Linked DNA regions of Homo sapiens: region 2 is linked to region 1. A link is a loop called in an ENCODE intact Hi-C map of the cell type or tissue named here. Cell type or tissue: ascending aorta. All regions are shown on one strand.

What was found. A loop is a pair of places that touch in the nucleus more often than their neighbours do. Peaks named below come from ENCODE experiments on the same cell type or tissue, not always from the same donor. Only the 100,000 strongest peaks of a DNase experiment are listed, where the experiment ranks them.
Region 2: it touches region 1 in a loop (2.6-fold over the local background); 2 of 110 quality-filtered maps call a loop at or near these places.

The regions. Positions count from the first base shown.
Region 1 is chr2:136,762,269-136,770,268 of GRCh38, reverse strand. It overlaps THSD7B (thrombospondin type 1 domain containing 7B), which reads right to left and starts at 4,724. Exons shown (of 28, transcript NM_001316349.2): 1 at 4,582-4,724. RefSeq lists an enhancer at 4,241-4,742. In ascending aorta, a CTCF peak has its summit at 4,851 (motif pointing left); a DNase peak (open chromatin) is centred at 5,643; H3K4me3 peaks cover 3,195 bases; H3K27ac peaks cover 2,093 bases.
Region 2 is chr2:136,649,290-136,657,289 of GRCh38, reverse strand. No RefSeq gene overlaps it. Among named protein-coding and RNA genes, the nearest start is that of THSD7B, 110 kb to the left of the region's middle. In ascending aorta, no CTCF peak of the experiment used is centred here; a DNase peak (open chromatin) is centred at 3,249; H3K27ac peaks cover 4,220 bases.

The DNA.
Region 1 (8,000 bases):
TTCATGTATGCATACTACATGGTATGCTTTTTAAAATAACCATCTGAAAGAACTCAAAATTAAAATATGCATTGCTACAAAGCTGCAGTCTAAGACTAAGGCAATCGTGCCTAACTGCCACGAAGTTCAGAGCCTTACTCAACATTGTGATTTTTCCAGAAGTAATGAGCTGTTCGCTAACATAACACTAGGACACAAATCAGCAGCCAGCCCTCATGCAGGCAAGTGGAACACGGCCATGAGTTTCTTCCAAGTCAAGGCATTGAAAAATCGTTTGTGCATTAGTTACTTAGGATTCTGTTTTTAGCTATGGCATGTTTAATTACAAGAGGCTCATAATTAAAATATGCCCAGAAAGGCAAAATCAAAAGCGAGCATCATGTCCCTTGCTGCAAAACACCTAAGTTCAACAATGATAGCCTTTTTTATTCATGCAGGAAACATTTTCACACTTTCACAGATCTCCACATCTAGGTCAATGTCTAACCTTTTCTAGTAGGTGGACCTCTTCTTTTTAACGTCAAAAAATTCTACTGATTTCCACATCACAGCAAAGAGTTGTGTTTTTAGAATCCATAAATTGCAAAAATACCTAGTAACCAAAAATTAATATGAATTTAGCGATGCTTTTATACATACTGTGTTTTAGTCATCACAACAGTATATACACACTTAAAGTAGTTCTTATAGATGCCAGATGACTTCATTGTTCAGCTTACAAACCACGCTTAGATTCAACTCCTGTTACCAAAAGCATGAGTCCCTACCAGCAGTGAAACTATTCTACAGCATCTCTAGAGTTAGTTTCAAAGTTTTACCAAAAGATACGGAGTAATTGGGTTTCACTAATATCTGATTTTCCCTTTCAAATGAAATGCTTGATGTGGTAGCAACAAAATGATCATACTAAATCACCGGTGGACTATAACCTGGCAAAATAACTACGTCTCTATATTTTGTATAACTAGCCCATACCAGGATTCATGGCTTAGAATGAAAGCATAAATGTAGGAATTCAGTGGCTGGGATTCCTATTTCCTTTTGTCAAGAGATACTTACAAGATGACCAAAAACTACCTAATCCTCCTTGGCTTCATTTCAAAAATAGCCACTGTTAGCTCTCAAGAATAACCACCCATGAACATCCTACTAAAACGTCCACAAAATAATCTCGGTAGATGGAGAAGTTTTAAAGGGTGGGAATAGAATGCTTATCATCTTGGAGCACAGGTGCCTGTGATTTTAGATCTGTTAAACTACAGACCCCACTAAAATTCACAATAGTAAATTTCTAGACTAGAAGTGGAGTTAAAAATCCCTCTACTTTCACAGGTTTAACGTGCTAATTATCACTTAGATATTAATCTTGTTAACAGCTCTAAATTAAGGACCTGTGTTATATTTAGGAAGCTGCCTGGTGTTAAAGTTAATGAAGCAGCTTCTTTTATAGTTATATACTGGGAAACATTTTCTTTTGAAAATATGAAGCACTTATGTGCAATCCATATTCAAAAATCCAACAGCATATCTAAGTAACTCATGTAGTTTTTGATAATACAATACCCAATAGTTATTCAAAGACCCAGCCTTTATGCTTTGTCTGTAGAGCATCTCTGAAGCCTTAATAGTGCTATTCTTTTTTTCCCATCAACTAATATAGTTGTCACTACTTAGAATTCTTTAATCTGTTTGTCTTAATCATGTATTTAATATATTGTATCATTTGTCATTTTCACAGTTAACTAAATAAGACCAGTCAAATATTCTTCATCATTCTATTCAAACTTTTGACATAATGTTATTACTTTAATGCCTAATCTTTGTAAAGTGTGCAGAACAGCAGAATTGAAGTTTTGGCAAGACTTTTTTTCTTTAAAGGAATCATACAACTCCAGTTTCAATTTGTGAAGTATAATTAAAGTGAGTTGACATGCTTTAGAATTGTTCTTGTTTGGACATTCTCCCTCCTTTAACTTAGAGCCTATCTTTTTATTCTGCTTTTTCGGTCTATCATTTAAGGACAACATTCTTTTTGCTGATATTAACAAAAGAGTTATTCCTTCAGAAATAGGATCTGTAGCAAGCAGACAAGGTCCTTCATAGCCCTTCTGATGAAGTACAATTTAGTACCATTTTCCTTTCATTCCTTCCCTACTTTCTCTCAAAAGGCACACTCAGCAGAGAACAGAAAGGTACCTCTCGTTACCAATTTGTTAATGTCAGTCTTCAAACAGTAGAGTCTGTATTTACATTGTTTATATGATCGGTAATTATTTTCTACCTGTCTAACAGTGTTCCTCTTTCTTAGCCTTTCAACTCTCTAACAATCAACAACTTTGATGGAAAACAATGGGCCAGAAGATTAAGAAATATTGTAAGATCATTTCTCAAGTATTGATTTAAATATTAAGGTTGACATAAAGTGAGCTCATCGTATTATGAACCCTCAAAACAGACTATCAAAGTCCACCAACAGTAGACAGCCCTTTCCTGGACCACGTATCTCCAAGCCCTTATCACAGATTAATCTAGAATATCCAAAACCCTGAATGGTTTGTAGGTGTTCAGGGCTGCTGGATCTGTCTGTGCTGATTTATACGAGACTATCCGATGTTTTTAAAGTCAACAATGACACCTACAATTTTTTCAGAAGTATCTGTGTATATTGTTACAGTGTCAGAAGAATTTTCTTCATAATTTTTTTCACTTAAATTTGCATGAAAAAGAGTTTCTAACCCTCAACTCTCAGCAGGTAGATGAAGAAAACACACACACACAAATACACACAACACACACACACACACACACACACTTCCCAGGGATAGAAAATAAAACAATTCCAGGGAATCTACCAGATTAGATCAACTACCCTCAGAAAACAGAGAACTGGCCACATTACTTTTCAAAAGAAGACTCCTATTATTAATGGCACTAAGGTTTAAAAACAGCAGTCTGTCAAAGTGAAGCCTCAAGACAGAAACTTTATAAACAGCTTTTAACCCACAAAGACACGAGCTTTCACTCACCACTGAGTAAGACTTCTTGATTTGGTTAGTAACACCCTAAGTGGCTTTCAGGAAGCCTTCACCAACTGCTGAGTAGACAGTCAAGAGCACAAAAAGGCTTCCCTGGAGATTACCTCCTCCTAGTTACTCGAGAAACTCAGATTGCCCTGACACTGCCAGACAAATAACTGTATCCCTTTGACATCCAAAGATTACCTGTCAAAAGGAAACTCCAAACACACACGTTCACACGCACGCGCATGTATACACACACACACAAACACACACACACCCCACCACAGTCTGGTTGGCATGAGCCCTACCTGCATGGGTTACCATTTCCATGATAACAGAGCACTCACAGGTGTACCGCTGAGAAACACCAGGCAGACCGTCATTTAAAGAGCTCCAAGGAGTCTGAGGGTGGGAAACTGCCGGCTTTCAGCAGACCACCCTGGCAATGAACAGAGCGCCAAGGAACCCTGGTATCTTCCGTAGAATATGCCACGGTCCCATAATCTTAGTGGAACTTCACCTTGACTGTACAGTATTGAATCGCAATACCTCTTATGGGAAGCTCTGAGCTCAGACATTCCAAAAGAAAAAAGTACCACCTTCGCCAACGAAAGTTTTTTTCTTGTCTTTAAAAAGGGATAGAGTGAGAGAGCTTAACGCCCCCTCCTCAACATTCCCTCGTCCCCTGCAAAGTTTTCCAACTTCAAAATACGCGGTCACCAAAGAGCGGGGTTCATTTGCTTATTCAAATAACTTTAATACTATGGGACATGTAAGACAGCAAAGGGGACAGGTGCAGATGGGCGATGCAGTAGAAAATATGCCTGTCCCCCCCTCCCTGCCCCTCACTCTCAAGCCCCGTTCCCAGTTTCCTCTCCACAAACAGCAGGATATCACGTCCGAGCCCAGCTTGCCCCTAGCCACTCGCAGGGACAGGGGAAATGTAAACTGTTGCTACAGCCTCCTGACACTCCACCGATAAATCAGAGGAAGCTGCAAAACTTCTTGGCTTGCTCAGCTATCCTCCACTGGCACTGAACGCCTATGCACAGATTTCGCAGTCAGCGCTACGGGAAAGGAAACCCTCAGTCAACCTGTTTGCAAAGCCTGCAGAACAACTCCCGGCCTTTCGATTTTGGGCGCCGAGGCTCTCCGCGCAGGACGGGAAACCCCCGGTTTCCTTCATCAGTATCCCTCAAACCAAGCTGGAGGTGAAGGGAACAGAGCTCCTGCTGCCCGGGTCCCAAGGTTCGGTCCCGTTGCATGAGGTCGGTGCTCAGGTCGCCGCGTGGGGCGTCCCCGCCCGCCTAGAGGGTCTCCGCACACTGCGCCCCGGGCAGCCCACGCTTCCCGCAGCCCCAAGCCAGAGGCGTCCGAGAAGATCCGCTTCCAAGTTCCCGCGTCTGGCTGGGAGAAGGGGCGACGATGGCTGTCCGGCGAGGAAAGAGCAAAGTCTGCGCCGGCAGCGCGCCCCCTTCCCCGGCGCTGCCACCCCGCGCCCCAGTCGGCCGGCCAGGGGGCCCGGCATCCCCGACTCGGGGCTCCGCGTGCTTGCACTCACCCGTCTCGCCAGAGCCGCCGCCGTAACCTCTGGGAGCCGCTGAGCCCCGAGCTTCCCGAGCGCAAGAAAGATGGTGGTGTGTGTCGGAAGACCACCCATTCCAGCGTCTGGCAACCCGGCGGCGACTCTGGCTCCTCAGCACTGAAGGAGGAGGAGGAGGAAGAGAAGGAGGAGGAGGAAGAGAAGGAGGAGGAGGAGGAGGAGGAAGGAACGGCGCAGTCAGACGCCATCTGCTGTACACCTCTGCGCAGCCATTGGCTGCCTGGTGCGTCCGAGAGCCGCGGGGCGCGGGGCCGCGGGGAGCCACCTTGCGCCTCGCCTACCCCGGCAGCTGTTCCCCACCGCCCCCTCTTTCTCCCCCCTCTCCTCCGCCTCCTACCGCCTCTGCCGCGCACCCGCACGACCCTCGGCTCAGCCTGCTCCCCAAGGCGAGCGACCGCGGGCGCGCTGGCCTGGACCTCAGTTCCTCTGCTCCCCGCAACTGTTTGCCGCAACTTTGAAGCTTCGGGGTGCCGGTGCGGGCTGGGTAAGGGGACTCCCCAGCTGAGCTCAGCCCGGAGTACCCAAGCCACTGAGCCCAGGAGAGGGTCGAGCGCTTTGCGCCTCGGAGGTCCATGAAGTGATGGGGGAAGAGAGCAAGAAAGAGTGGGGGTGCCCTAGGCCCCTGTTGATAACGCGCCCCAACACGCACACATGCGCGACACTCCGACACACAGTAAAACACACACACCGAGCCATCCCGCAAGGTCCGGATGGTCTGGCGTTCCTCTGCAGTCCCCGGGCACGAGAGGGCTTCGGTGTTACTAGGAGAAAAGACAAAGAAAATCCTATCTGGGGAGTACCCCTAGCAGCATACGTGGGGGAGAGAGAAAGGGAAACATTGTGGTGACTCCGGGAAACGCCGGGAGCTGGGTGCATACCTGCCTGGACATCCCCCCTGTTGCGGGGCTCCCAGCGACTGTCAGCCCACGCCCACCAGAGCCTGGGAAAACCCCTAGCTCTGGGGCCTCTGTTTAAAGGATTTGCAGTCCCGGGGCGCGGGGACCGGAGTTGCGGGAAGGAGCGCCTTAGGCTCCTGGGTAGCTCATGCCGGAAGCAGCAAAGGAGGTGGAGAGTCCGAGTCAGCCCAGGTGAGGCAGGAGTGCAGACAGCGGAGAGCACGTGGGCAGTCGAGGAGCAGAGTCACAGCTCAGAAAGTCGTTTGCTTACTCTCTGACACTTGTTCCAAACCCTTCTGGTTTTTGACACCTTTGATCTAGGGAACTTCTTAAGCTTGTTCAGAGAGATGAAGTTGCTTCAAAAGGGAGAAGGGGCGGGGGGAAGCATGAGGACTACCTATTGCCAATTACAGGATATTTTGCCTGTCAAATCTCTTTAAATGTGTGAGCCCAGCGACAGCAGGGATTGTATCTTTTCTATTTTATCCAATGCCTGGCACACCATGGGTGCTTAAAATGAAGCAAAATAATAATGATAAAATTAAAGCTTGATGTCATAGAGCAAATTAGATTCAAGAGATAAATAGAGAAGCTAGGATCTGTCACAGATAAAAAGAAATCAAAAGAATGTAAGTGCCATTGTAAAGAAAGATGTGAATATATTGGTAAGGGGCTTCAACTCAGCTTGCTGTGGGATGATGGGTTCTGAAAGCAGGGAAGCCTTACTTAATATTTTAAACAGCAATCGCTATTCTCCCACTACAGTCACATTCTGGGTTATGCTTTTTTTTTTTCCTGACATCACTGTCTTAAAAATAAATCAGCTGCCAACCAGATCCCAGAATATTTTCTTAAATCCAAGACCATGATTTATTACTCTCAAGAGATAAAAGGCCAATCCTGTGACCCAGGGGAGAGAGAAACTGGTCCATTATGTTTTATTGTAATCTCAATATATACAGATCAATAGCCAATGAGTCTCATTTAAGTAACTTCAGGAACAACAGCCAAAGAAAAACATTTCTGTTTTCTTGAACTATTATACCCAGGCTTCCCAGGTTTCAGTTTTCCCAGAATCAATGCTGCATTTTCAGGCCACACCCCCTGCACACACACCCCCATATGGGAGAAAGACTTGTGTTTGCAATCTGTCTGGAAAAAAAGATATCAAGGATGACTTCTGAGTATGGCATGTATGGACATCTTAGTAGTTATTTGTCCCCCTCCCTCACCAGAGACAATGATACGTATATTTTCCTTTAGGCTGGCAATTTGCTTTCAACGTGCATTCTGATTTAATATGCCAGCCCATTCTCATTAACCCTTTGCTCTACGTCAGCAATCACTTACGATACCCAAGAATACTTTGATTCTTAAGACACAACTTTTCTCCTCTGAGGCATTGTTTGTGTTTGGTCTCCTGGTTTTTGAATCTAGGATATGAGATTATAGTCATATGGTAATTCTGTTGGGCTTCTTAAAATAAAAAAGGAGAATGAAATCTAAATTATTTTTGAAAAATAAAGAACCATGAATGTTAAACTTGTTACATTTGATTCCTTTAGAGAACAATCACTTTTCATTAAGGCACTGCTGACAACATATATTTCAGTATAGTCAAAGAGTATAAGATGTCTGAACTTTATCTGTGTGATTACATACAAATTTTGTAGACGGAGAATGCAAGCACAAGACTCATTCTAACTTTCTCTTTCCATTTCTAGCTCAAATTCCCAATTTATATTTTAAATGTATATTTTACTCATAATATGAGTTTCTTGCCAACATAGTTAGCTTTGGTTCTTAATAAAAACACTGCTCTCAAAATCTAGATTAGGTTAGAAACATTAAAAGGATAACCTAGGCAGGGAAAGGAATATTAGTAATGAAGACCGTAAGAGCAGGAACAGAAATTTTTAAAAATAAGTGAACAAAGAAAGGATTTGGAAGAAGGTAGGCTTGATTAAAAAAAAACAAAGGTGGCATCATTATGTGTAAGAAATAGTTGAATGTGCCAGGGTTGGAAAATAAGCTTGAGATTAGAAATTCCCATAATCCTGCACACACAGATGCCAAAGGCCCCAATCACCACCAGACTTCCAATGAGAATGAACAAAACAAAAATACAATGGCAGAAGAGAGGGGATAGAAGGAGAAAGTCTGTTGAGATTAGGTCTCCATTGGGAAGACCTAATGAGTCTTCCCATTAAGGAATCACGGAGAAAAGTAACCCTATGCTAGCCAAGTACAGGCAGAGTGTAAATTTACATTTTTGTTGTTGTCGTGTGTGTTTGCCACTGCTTTTTCTGAACATGATGTTCTCCATATAGTCTAACAAGCTTGGATGGGAAAGTGCTATGGAAATGAAATAAACAATCAGTGGCATTAAACAAGGAAGAGCTAAAGAAGGCACATAGATAAAGAAGCCCAATCTAAAACACAAGTGATAAATGCAAACATAAGCCAGTATCTTGGACTTGC
Region 2 (8,000 bases), 110 kb after region 1:
CCACAGAATTGCCTTCCTTTACGCTCACTCTACACTGAGGAGCAATATAAAAGAGTTCTCCATTTTCCCTAACTTTTATCAAAACTTAGCCATTCTGTGTTCCAGGTCCATATTTTATTCCAGCTGATCTAACAAACTGTTAAGAGTTAACAAGTCCAGGGAAGTCTATAGCTTAGGCTGAATCTTTGTGCCGCTACTGCATAACACACAGTCTTATTCTGACAGAGGCTGATAATAACTAGCAAACACAAGTGGTAAGAGGTGGTATTTTAAGACTGCAAGAGTCTTCAAATCAAAATAAATAGGTGACATGTGCCTAGGTCTTATTACATGGGTATATGAAAATAACTTACATGCCTTACCCCTCCATGACAGTCAGAAGAAATCAAAGAATCTTCCTTCCCATGGCCACAGCCAGGACACTCTAGACTTGGCCCCATTTACTGAATAGAGTGAGGGCCTCCTGTATGCACAGAGATGTTCTTCAAACAACATGAAGCCATTTTTTTCACACAAATAATTGTTGAGTATCTGCTCTTCATTAGGCCTGTGCTAAATACTAGGTGACAATGATGAATAGGACAAATTCCCTGCCCTCATGGGCATATAATCTAGTAAGAGAGACAGACATTAAAAAGGCAATTACAATAAAGTATATTAGGAGCTATTATAGGGAAGGAACAGGAAGTTCACAGCCCACATCCCAGGGTTAGAATACCTGCACCAGGGGTTTATTGCACCTTTTCTCCCTCTGTGGTCAACCACATTGACTCTTCCCCCTCCATACCAGTATCTTATTTCATGGAAAAAAGACTTGAGTTTCATCACTATAGACACTGCTGATATATGCCTTCTGTGTGCTGAAGACAGTCCATAGGAAAAGGATTTTTGAATACCAAGGGCCCAATTAATATTTGTTGACTTTAATGATGGAAATTGTAAAAAAAAAAAAAAAAAAAAGAGTCTAAAGTATATGAAACTTCAGTGACATTCTCAGTGAGCTTTAATTCTCACCAAAACTGGGAATCTCACATCCAGAATCATGCGAAGATGCTCCACCCACAAATTAAACTACACAAGGAAGTTTGTTTTGCTTTTTCTTATCAAGACCCTCTTTTCTCCATTCATCAAAATTTTGTTCCAAGCCCTCAGCCTCCCCCTTTACAATCTAAACTTCGTAGAGTCAGATTTGCATCTAGCACACCAGGGAGACCAGCTCAAGTCCCCATATAGGACACACTGGACATGGACCTTGGATGATTGAAATGAGGAGGGAATCCTCTCTTCATTTGTTTGCAGATGATCCATTTTAGGCTAGGGAGAACTCTTCTTGGAATGCCTTCAGCCTATTGAGGGCCAAGTAGGAAACTGTGGTATAACCCAAAAAGGAAACAGCTAGGAGGCCACTGAAGGGATGATTCTACTCTAGGTTTTAGGTGTTAAGGATCACAGGGGAAGAAACTCAAGGTCACAAACGGTTCAGTTCACATAACCAGAGCAGAAGTGCAGCTAGGACCTGGTGTAGAAACTGGAGAGAAATGAGTTATTCGTCTGAAGTGGTTTCTCTTGTGTCTTTTTTAGTACTTCAAGGGAGCTGGATGACTTGAGACTTTGGGATTCTGGACGTCAGTGTCCTTTGAGGAAGTGACCAACAAACTAGGGGGAGGAAGTGAAGACAGGAGCGAAGAATATGGGGGTGAAGGCGGCGGTGGGCATAAAGAGGTGTTGTTAGTGTCTCTGGGTTCAGGTTACAGCTCCCTTGCCCAGGGAGGGGGCAGATGACAGCCCCTTGTTTTAGCCTCAGGTACTTACTACCCTACCGTTTGTGATTTCCCCACATCCTGCCTACTTCTTTAGAGATAATCTCTTTATTAAACTCTCCTCAAGTTACCCACTTTGAGTAAGCTATGTCCTGCCTTTGACATAGCTTGACATGTAATTTAAGAAAATTCATAGATGAGTTGAAGGGGTTTGACAAAGATATTAGAGAAGAAAGGGACATCAAGTTGTGGGAAGAACATAAGCAAAGGCATGAAGAGAAACTAGGAGGCATTAGAAAGAAGGGTGGAGCCGGATGACTAAAGGCCTTCTATTTCATGCTAAGAAATTTTTTACTTGGCCCTATAGCCACTAAAGTGCAAAGCACAATCAGTGTTACAAATCTGGGATGGAAGTATGAGAACAAAAGCAGGAAATCCTACAGGGTCCTACAGAAGTCCAGATGAGAAATGTTTTGAAATATGTTGTAGAAATTGTGTTTTCTTTCTCAATTAAGGGTCTTCATCTATATACACAGTTCACTAAAAGGCATATGAAAGAGAGAGGTATCAAACAAAAAAAAAGTTAAGGAGATGGAAATAACAGTGAAAATTAGGTCAAGAGATTAAAGACAACTAGAAATGTGTGCTAGCTCCCAGATTTCTCACTAGGGAAGATAATTGTACCATTAAGACTGAGGATCTAAGAGCAGGAAGAGATTTAAGGAAGAAAATAGATAGTTCTGTGTTCTCCTTTGGCCAGTAGATAGAAGGAGGGACAAAAAATACAACCAGCCTAGAAACAATACACATCATTTAAAATTTAAGAGCATGCTTTGGTTATGCAGATTCAGCTTAAGGAAGTGATCCATCCTTCAGCCAGGCAAGACCATCAGAAAAGAAGTGTGGTTCTTATGGTCAGCTCAGAGGTCCTTCACACAGCCTGGCTCCTCTGAAAGTATCCATGTGCACTTCCTCTCTGTTCCTGGTGCTTCCAATATGAATTCTGTGCATATCTGTGTGAAGCGGCCTTTTAAAGTAAAGACTGTCAACTGTGAGACTGTGGGGACAGTAATAGCAAAATATGAGGGAAAAATGTTTTCATTTTCCGTCTGAAAATTGTAGTTTCACTTGTAAGATGTGACACATTTAATTTTAATGAATTGGGAATCGAAGTGTGTTTTTAATCAATTTCTCAGTATGATAGTATGTTGAGAGACAGGCAAGTGACTAAAGGGCAGAAGAAATGAAGAAGGTGATTGTGAGAATTGTTACTCCCATTCTCTAGCCCCCTCCAGCAAAGGAAGTGGTTATATTTGGAAATCCTAAGTTATCTCAAATATTTTCCATCCTGTTTCTTCCAGAAGAACAAAGCTCTGAATAGCTAAGAGTTTGGATTTGATATGCAATTTCTTGGCCAGAAGGTTGTCTCAGAAGCAAAGTAATGGACCAAGTCTAGACTCGACTGTTGGAGACAAGCCAGTGGTCTATAAACAGCAGTACACACACAGCTGAACACCAGCTCGCCAGTTCCCAGAATAGGAGGGGATTCTCCAGTTTGATGCTTTCATTAGGCATGTGATTCTTTCCAAACTTAGATTAGGAACTGGGGAGACTCCAAACAATAAATTTCATGGCCAAATCAAAGAAACAACAAAAGGGATGAAAGACATGGCATATTTTCATCCCATATTCATTATTCTATACCTGAGTCCTTTTTTTTGGAATGTGAAATGATTTTTTAAAAATTTTTTTAAGTTCCGGATACATGTGCAGGTTTGTTACATAGGTATACGTGTGCCATGGTGGTTTGCTGCCTCTATCATCCCTCACCTAGGTTTTAAGCCCCACATGCATTAGCTATTTGTCCTGATGCTCTCCCTCCCGTCACAACCCCAGTGTGGCCCCGCCAGACACTGACAGGCCCCGGTATGTGTTATTCCCCTCCCTGTGTCCATGTGTTCTCATTGTTTAACTCCCACTTATGAGTGAGAACATGCGGTGTTTGGTTTTCTGTTCCTGTTATACCTGAGTTCTTTAACCCTTTTACTCTCCCTCATCACTTACACTCCTGATAATCCAACGCCTAATCACACCTCAAAACCCAACTTAGTAGTTAGAAACCATGTAAACCATTTCCTTCATAAACCTCCTAAATCCAAACTCAGTCTCCCCCTAACCACCTCTGGAATTTGTCACCATATCTGCCCCTGTTATTCCCTTCATCACACAGAATAGAATCTACCATTTGTATGTCTGTCTTCTCTACTAGACTTTGTTTTTCTTGAGGCAGACCATATGTCGTATTCATCATTGTCCTAGTGCCTGGCCCAGGTCTGGCACTTAATAGATGTCCAGGGAGTGTGTACAGTGAGTTGAATGTAGGCACACTGAGTGCTTACAATTGGCCAGACCCTGTGCTAGAGGATCAGACACCAATGGGCAAAGGAGAAAACTTGGTTATGTTATGACAGGCAATTTCTAAGCACTCTATATACATTCACTTATTTTACCCTCATGGGAAGCATACACAAGAGATAAAATTAAGATTTCCATTTACAAAGGAGAAAATTGAGGCATAGATTTGGAACTAGGAAGTCTGCATCCAAAGTCCATCCCTTTAACCTCTATGCCTTGCTGTTCTCAGTAAAACCAACTTCATTTGTAAAGTACATTCCTTTGGCAAAGGTTTCCCATACATTTTTCTCTTGTAGTCAACCTTATTCTATAGCTGGTGACATGCTGTAATATAATAGTCTTAGTCTTCTTCTGGACTCCCGAACACTCATTTAGTCAAAGGATTATTTTCCTCTGGAGTCCGTCTTGTGGCCCGGTCTCCTAACAGGCCTCCAGGGCTGACCCATCTTGTTGGGAAAGCTAGGTGCAGGAAAACACACAAAACTCTGCTATGCAAAACTACTCCTATGGTGAAGCCCCTGGAAAACATTTGTCTAAATCCCCAACACTCACTTGGCCTCCTCCTGAGAGCTGGAAAGTACACACCACTCCTTGGCCAGTGTGTTTCTGTTTAGCTATACTGACAACATTGCCATTAAGGACAGGAGATTGTAATGTGTGGCATGAAAAGCCAGTGTGCTCTAATTCAAATCTGAATCAAAAAACATCACAGCAAGGAAAACACTCATCTTGGAACATCTATATTAATGAATTTAATCACATTTATCCTGCCCTGTCAGATGTGTGATTCAATATGCAAATTAAATATTTAGATAACAGTCTGTGAAGATTACTATGTTTGCTTAATAAATTAGTATTTTCTAAAACATTATGAAAAAGGAATATTATAAAAAGAATGCTGTGTAATCAACCTATCAGGCATAACCTATCTTTAATAGTCACCAGTTTCCACAAAAGGCAAGAAAAGCCTGCATGAGTTTCAGTTTTAACATCAAAATTAGATTTCTGAGGATTAACCTATCTTCTCATATTTAATGAATATTGACATGTAGCCACTGTCTGTTTTCAGCTTCAAAATCAAGGTTGGTGCCAAAACAGTAATAAAACCAGCAGAAAACAATGAGTGAAAGACAGGATGAAAGTTGATGTAATCTCTCCCTTTCTGAGCAAGGACTTGTGCTTTTGTAAACTTTTTAATGAATATGAATCCCAATGATCAGACTGACCTTCTCCAGATGGTTCCTGAAGTAGGGGGGAGATCTCTCCGCCGACTCCAGCAGTGGTTCCAGAGATACACAAACAGGATCAGCTTAGCCCCAGCCAGGCCTGTGACAGTGCTGACAGCTGGATAATCCCCCAAATGACAGTTCTTACAGAATATTTTGGTTCGATACTAGCACCTTCCCCCAGCACTCTGAGAACAATTGGCTCCCTCCTTGCTAATAACCATCACTGTTATTACTCAGCCCTTGTCATTTATCAACTAGATGGCTGCAAGCCCTACAAAATGTGTTTTCCTGTATCTGATTCCATACCTCTGGGTCATTCTCCTAGGTATGTCTAGAATGATCTTTCTGAAGCATGAATCTGGCCATGTAAGTTTCCCATTATACTTCCTTCAGAGGCTCCCCTGTTTCAAGAAGGACTGCCAAACTTTGCGATTTGACCAAAGCTCCAGAAAATCTCACCTCTCCAGAGACATTTTTTGTGCTTTCCAAATACTCTTAGCTCCAAGTAATTTGCTTACATTTTTCCACTAGTTTTTGCTCATGGTGTTTTCTTTATCTAAAATGTTCTTTTTCATACCCCTTGTGTCCTTCCTCTCAAGATGGTCAAAGATTATACTTACCTTAGCAAACTCAGTTCAAACATTTCCTGGGCTGCATCCTTCAGATTGGATAGGAGACATTCCTGTATCTCTCTCCTTAGTTCCTTATTGCCTTGTGCATACTTTGACTAAAACATTTATGCTACTCTGTTTATTCAGTTAGTCAACTAACACTTACTGAGCAATTGACAACTAAAGGCTAGACTCTGTACTCATGGCACATGTTCTCTCAATGAACAAGAGTCCCTGTCTCAAGAAGCTTCTAGTGAGACAGACAGGCAAATACACAACCATTGCAACACCCCTTGATAAGTGCTATGCTGAAAACTTCAGAAAGCTATGGAAGGAATAGGAGAGCCAACTAGCCCAGATTTTGTGGGGAGGGAAGAGGTAAGTCAGGAAAAATTTCATGGTGCAGGAACTCAAGATGAGAAGAACGTATAGGAATGGTTTAAATAAAAGGAATGGAAAAGAAGTTGAAACAACCAAGAAAAAGACTTAGGGGTGAAAGCAGAAGAAAACCAGGGCTAACAAAATAGACTTGGGAGGAAAAATGAAGGGCTCTACTTTAGACTTATTTTGGCTGGGATGTCTGTGATACTTAGGTAACTGGTACTTGAATACAGCCTCTCCACCATTCTTTCTACTCTCTTTTTCTGGAACTTGAGTGCAAACTCAAAGAAGCATTCTAGGTTAGTGATATAACCCTAACCTAGAAATCATCAGCATAAATATGGTACTTAAATGCACACAAGCTGATAAAATGAGCTAGGAGAGAAAAAACTGGTGTAGGGCCAGTCATGATGTATGATCTTCTTTGCACATTGCTGGATTTATTTTGGAACTTTTTGGTGAGGACTTTCATATATACGTTCATGAATGAGATTAGCTTGCAATTTTCTTATTTGTACTGTCCTGGTTTGGTGTTTGATTCAAGGTGTACAGTTTTTCTACCAATTCTGGAAATTTTTTCATCTGCTATTACTTTGAATATTGCCTCTCCACCATTCTCTCTAGTCTCTCATTTTGGAACTTCAATTAGACAGATGCAGAATCTTTAAATATCATCTTCTGTGTCTCTTAACCCCTTTCATATCTTCTATCCCTTTGCCTCTCTAAACTTCACTCAGGCTAATTGCTTCAGATCTATTTTCTGGAAGATTAATTCTCTCTTCATTTGTGTCCAATCTGCTGTTTAGTCTGTAAATATGGTTTTTTAATTTCAATTTTATTCTTTTAATTTCTAAGTATTCTGTTTGTTTCCTTTTTCCCAAATCTTCCTGGTCATATGTTTTGACGCTTTTTCATCCTTCTCAGCTTTCTTTAAATATATAAAACATACGTTGGTATCAGATTATTATAATATTTGCATTCTTTGTGGGTCTGACTCTATAGCTTTTTCTTTCTATTGACGCTTACTCATGATGGATTTTTTTTCTTGTATATTTGGTGATTTTTAACTAAAAGTTCTAATTCCTTTAAACTTTTTTACAGAAATTTTGGAACCTGAATCGTAAGTGTGTTTTTTCATAGAGGTTTGCCTTTGTTTCTGCCAAGCTCTTGTGGCCACTGTCAAGCCAGAGGCTCATGATGTCTGATGAGTTTGTGTGCTTTGTGTCTTGCTTTTCATTTTAATAACACAGTTGGTATGAATTCTGCCCTTAAAGCTGAAAGGCAGGCACATGAGATAGGAATTCTTAGTGGAGCTTGCTTTCTTTTTATTTTTACTCCATGCTGAAACAAGGCAGAGAAGGCAATTCTCCTTCAGTAAGGCAGATTATGTTCTAGTTCACCTACCAAACATGTTGTCCTTTGAGAACTGTAGCTTCATGCAAGAGTTTCTAATCCAACTTCCCAACCTGTTAAGGCTCCAAGCTTTATCACCTGCACACTGTGCATCCTCACAGTGTCTGAAAACCCAGGATCTTGGATACCAGAGCTCGGAGCTTTTAATACGCACGGGGAAGTGTAGTCTGCATGTAGGTGCCTTTGAAGAT